Linked DNA regions of Homo sapiens: region 2 is linked to region 1. The links are chromatin loops, found by intact Hi-C in ENCODE. Cell type or tissue: heart right ventricle. All regions are shown on one strand. Region 1 overlaps MAML2 (mastermind like transcriptional coactivator 2). Region 2 overlaps MAML2 (mastermind like transcriptional coactivator 2).

What was found. Peaks named below come from ENCODE experiments on the same cell type or tissue, not always from the same donor. Only the 100,000 strongest peaks of a DNase experiment are listed, where the experiment ranks them.
Region 2: it touches region 1 in a loop (3-fold over the local background); 22 of 110 quality-filtered maps call a loop at or near these places.

Annotation. Positions count from the first base shown.
Region 1 is chr11:96,206,356-96,208,855 of GRCh38, reverse strand. All of the region lies in intron 1 of MAML2 (mastermind like transcriptional coactivator 2), which reads left to right. Among named protein-coding and RNA genes, the nearest start is that of MIR1260B, 130 kb to the left of the region's middle. In heart right ventricle, no CTCF peak of the experiment used is centred here; no DNase peak of the experiment used is centred here; H3K27ac peaks cover 1,986 bases.
Region 2 is chr11:96,338,443-96,340,942 of GRCh38, reverse strand. All of the region lies in intron 1 of MAML2 (mastermind like transcriptional coactivator 2), which reads left to right. Among named protein-coding and RNA genes, the nearest start is that of MIR1260B, 1.7 kb to the left of the region's middle. RefSeq lists a silencer at 1,384-1,678. In heart right ventricle, no CTCF peak of the experiment used is centred here; DNase peaks (open chromatin) are centred at 569, 734, 1,506 and 1,628; H3K4me3 peaks cover 2,500 bases; H3K27ac peaks cover 2,500 bases.

The DNA.
Region 1 (2,500 bases):
TTCACTGAAGATTTTTCCATTCATATCCTGTATGATTTTTTTTTAATTTCTTTAAGTTGGACTTCACCTTTCCCTGGTGCCTCCTTGATTAGCTTAATAATTGACCTTCTGAGTTCTTTTTCTGGCAATTCAGAGATTTTGTCTTGGTTTGGATCCATTGCTGGTGAACTAGTGTTATCTTTGGGGGGTGTTAAAGAACTTTATTTTGTCATATTACCAGAATTAATAAACTAGTAAGTTAACAAACTCAAAATTCATCTCATTTAATATATCATCCAGGGTTAGCCCTGCCTTAATTCTCAGGTTTACCTGAACTTTATTACTTCAAGTATCTCTACATGAAATAAATGAAACAAGAGTTCCTCAAGTGACTGTAACAACTAAAGAAAAATACTTCTGTTTGTTTCCAAATGGTTCTTTTTTAATAGTCCCAGAAATCAATGCTGAAATGCTAAAACATTAGAGCAGAATGTACAAAACGTTCTTGAATTATATTTCATTCTTGGGTGCCAGGCACACTGGGTTTGTATCTCACAACACTGAAATAATAAAAAGCAGGTGCCCTGTCAAGTTGCTTTTGTAATTGGGAAGCTAGGAGGTGATGTATTTTGCTAAGAATTTTGACAGAATAACCCCATTGGAGGAGTCTAATGCCCTTATTATAGGCTGAATAAGATAGAGTTTGGGAGGGGACATAGTACTTGAGAATACAGTAGATGAAAAATTAGACTAATAATACTTTTTATGACTTACAGAAAATAAATCTTTTTTAAAATCACTGCAGCAAAAAATGTGGCCTGTTGCTAAGAAGAGTTTGTTCCATATGATGGAGACTCTGAGTTTGGGAGCTTAGAAAAAAACCCAGCAAGTGTGTTAGTATGGAGAAAACAGGAAGACAGCTTCCTCTCTGAATATACACCATTTCCTGGAGAGGAAGTGAGGGCTTAAAAAAAAGTTCTTTGTTGGCTCTGTAACAGAGAGGCATCTATTTAGTGATGACCGTATATGTTTACACAAGCCAGGATATAGATCTTAAAAACAGTAAAGCCTTGAAAGTGCCTTCTTTATTCGATAATGGCAAGATGCAGAGCCCTTGGATTAGTTGGTGTGATATCTGTTGTATTTTGTAATCATCACTGGTTTACTCACAGCCATGCATATACTGCCTGGACAATTTTTAAGGGACAGCAGTTATACTCCATACGGTAAAGTGGATTTCACCTCTGTTTTTCTTTTGACTGTGTTGGCATATCCTGAGGCAACCACACTATCTCACAGGCAGAGCAGCAGAGGGCCTGGGTTTTATTGCCCTGCATGCCAGAACACAGTCTCACCTAAGATGTGCATAGGTAAAAGAGGCCGCCCCAGGCAGGCAGTTATGTAGTTGCACATAATCTGTGTTGAGTTTGGCTGCTGGCTGCAATTTGTTTATAATCAACTTCATTGAAGGATGAAGCAATATCATTAAAGAGACCACAATTTACCAACTAATTTGGGGAATTGGATCTAAGATGGTACCTTACCTTGACTTTTACTGAGTGTTTAGACAGAATTTGCCCTATAACCTTTAAGAGGCTTAAAAGATGGGCCAGTGAATAATTAAAATGACATCCTTTGCAGCACAGTGTTGCCCAGCAGAAAGAGCACACAACAAAAAGCTATGCTTGGAGGACCCCAAAGCCATAGATTTCCAGATTACAATAGAGAAGTCTAACTGGTGCAGTTACAAGAAAACAAGTCCTTTTATAGAGGGCAGACTAAATCTCTTGTATGAAAACAAAAAGGGAAGCAGACTTAACATCTTTCCTTAAGTTACCTTGAAAGAATGTTATGGTTTAAATTTACTGCGTTTTTGCAGGAGGTTGGGCGATGATATTTCCCTGCCCCTTTTTTATGCTGGTAACACTTCATCGTGGTCTATATAACTTTTGTTTTTTATTTACCAAACATGATATTTTTAAAAGATTCTTCTAAAACCATTTGTTTTCCCGGTGCTCCTTTTCATACCTCTATTTTTCCAGAAATTTCCAAAGTATTTGATAAATAATAATATGGAGTTGCAGGGCTGCTCCAAAATCCATAACCAAAGCAGCTTTTATTTTCTCACATAGTTGACTTTATGTGTGGACTTTGCAGACAAGAATAAAAGAAGAAAACATCTGTACTCTTTTACTTTAGGTCTGAAAAGCACAAAATGAAATGGGTTTCCTGATGAACCTTTACTCACTGGCAGCCATTCTGGCAATTTCTATTTTTTTGAGATGGAGTCTCGCTCTTTCACCCAGGCTGCAGTGCAGTCGTACAATCTCGGCTCACTGCAACCTCCGCCTCCTGGGTTCAAGCGATTCTCCTGCCTCAGGCTCCTGAGTGGCTAGGATTACAGGTACACAACCATGCCTGGCTAATTTTGTTTTATATTTTTAGTAGAGATAGGGTTTTACCATGTTGGTCAGGCTGGTCTCAAACTCCTGACTTCGTGATCTGCCCGCCTCGGCCTCCC
Region 2 (2,500 bases), 130 kb before region 1:
CCCCATTTCCCCTCTCCCTTTTGAAGTGACCCCCTTCTTCTTCGCTTAAGAGAACATAAATGGTAAGCTGTAACAAATAGCAAATTCCCCGAATGTCCCCTCAGTCAAAAACAAAATTTGGGGAAAATATCCCAAAGAGAGACTAGGGAGGCACTGTTTCTTAAGAGGCCTACTCTCTGATTCCCTCTAGACTCTCTCACTCCTGAGCCACATCTCGATTATTTTCCCAAGCACTCCAGTCCAATCCAGTAATGCTCCCTTAGAGCATTCGTTAAGCAGACAGGCACGAAGCAGCTATTTACACAGATCATCATCCTAGGAAATACCTTGTCTTCAGCCACTCCTGGTGATAGGATATCAAACCCAAAAGTTCTGATTAAGTTTCTGGCTGGAAGTTCTTCCCCAGAGGCACAGACACACACCATCCCAGAGGAGTATCCCTTGGATCATTGATTCTCAGTGCCAGTCCTGGTCAGGTGACTGCCTGCTGTTTGCAGGCTTCCCCCCAAAGCTGCTGGACCAGTGGCCTCTGGTGGAAGGTAGAACCCTGCCCTGTGGCCCTGCAGGCTTCCTCCCTTTTGGAGCTCCATGGGACTTCTGGATTCTATGTCTGCTCCAGTTTACCCAGGTCAGCCCTAGCAAAAGCGACAGGAAATGGCCATGCAAGCCCCAAAGTACTCAAAAAGCCCAAAGGAGATGGTGCTATTGTGTCTAACTGCTCCTCCAAAGGAGCTTGATATTGAGCTCTCGGGAGAGGACATCCTCTGGCCAGACGCTCAGGATGGCTCTTTCTGGCTTCCCTTAATCCCTGGCCTGGGTCCATGGTGACGAAGACCCTGGGAATCTCTGGGGAGTAGGATGGTGCTTTTCTCCCCAGCCATAAGCACATTTACTTGGGCTACCTAGGAATGGGACTCCTTGAGGCCAGCTCCAGATGAAAAATAACTACCAACAGTTAAACTGCACAGGGTTTACAGTTTTACCCTTGAATAGCAGCACTAGCTTGTGGGGTTGTATTAGAGCTTCGAAGCCTAATATCCTTTTTCTACCACCTGCTCTATTCCCGCTTCTCCCTGGAATTCCCTAGGAAAGCAGTGGGAGGTTGTTTTGTGAAAAAAGAGATGTTAGGGTAAAGGAGGGGGGTAAAGAATCGCTCAAATGGAGAGAAGAATGAGGTTTGTATGTATGTGTGTGTCACCAGCATCTGTAGCCAAAAGTATCTAAATGCCTTGATTGTCCCCAGTAAATTTATAATCTGTCTGCAAGTCTCCCAATAATGCGGCTTTGTGTGCTTCACAGTCTCCTGGTAAGTGTTTCTGGGGATGGAACCGCAAGTGAGGCACCCGGCCCAACCCTGAGTGGAGAAGACTGATCTCTGCCCGGGGTGTCAAGGCCGGAGCGGGGCCGTGAAGAGCCACAGTGGGCTTCCCTTGTGGCCTTCACAGCCCAGCCTCTGAAGGAAAGGTGGCATGTTTGCCTCTGGCCTTGTTCTTTGAGCTTCTGCTTTTGTCCAACTTGGCAGTAAGCTGAGACAGCCTTTTTTTTCTAGGGTGTTTCATGATGGGAAATGAAACCAACTTTAGTGGTCGTGGTAACTTTACAGTAGCAATACCCATGCTGGGAGGGAAGTGAGGGAGCGGTGTCTGGCCCTTCCCGACTGAAAGCTTACTGCTGCAGAAGCCATAGCTGGCTGCTGTGCTACCTCTGGCCTAAGAGGGAATCTTTCTCTCTTCTAACCACCAGCCATCTCCTGAGACATTCCCTTAGAGGAGCTCCCTCTCCAGGTGTAGTGATGATGCAGAGAGGCACAGTTTAAGTTAGGAGGGTAAGGGATAGTATATTTCTAGTAGTTGCTTTTCACTGAGAATATGTGGCATTGCACGGGTTGTTGGAAATTCCCTCTCCATTTTAGCTGCTAAATTTGGCCCGTTGTTACTCAGCACGGTACTCAGAGATGGTGATGCAAGTGCTGTATTAACCTGATAACATTGTGTCCAAAGGGAGGCCTGGGCATTTTGAAGTGATTCACCAAGCCCATTACATTGGCAGGTCTCACTTTACTCGGGCTCCTCTTATTTTTCAGATATGCTATTAATTTTAAAAGGGCCTTTGTTCAGGGTGAGTGTCAGAATTTTTTCTTAATTTTATTGCTACTGTGTCCATAACCAGATTTATGTGACTTAGGTGTGTTGAATGTATAACTTTAATAGTTAATTCGTATGCCATAAGTGGCCATAAATGTCCTTTGGAGAAAGGGAGAGAATATTGATCATCTAAAATCAAAGATGTGCTGTGTCCTCAGATGAAAGCTTTGTATCCTGCATACCTTCTAGTACAATGCCTTGAAGACAGTGGGTAATATTTGTTGAATGAAGGTGAAAGGACAACTTCTGTTTGGTGGGATAATGTTGACTTTCATGGGTATTATACAGCAAGGAATATATAATGTCTGAATCCTTTCAATAGCCTTAAGTTTCAAGAACAATGCAAGAATAACCTC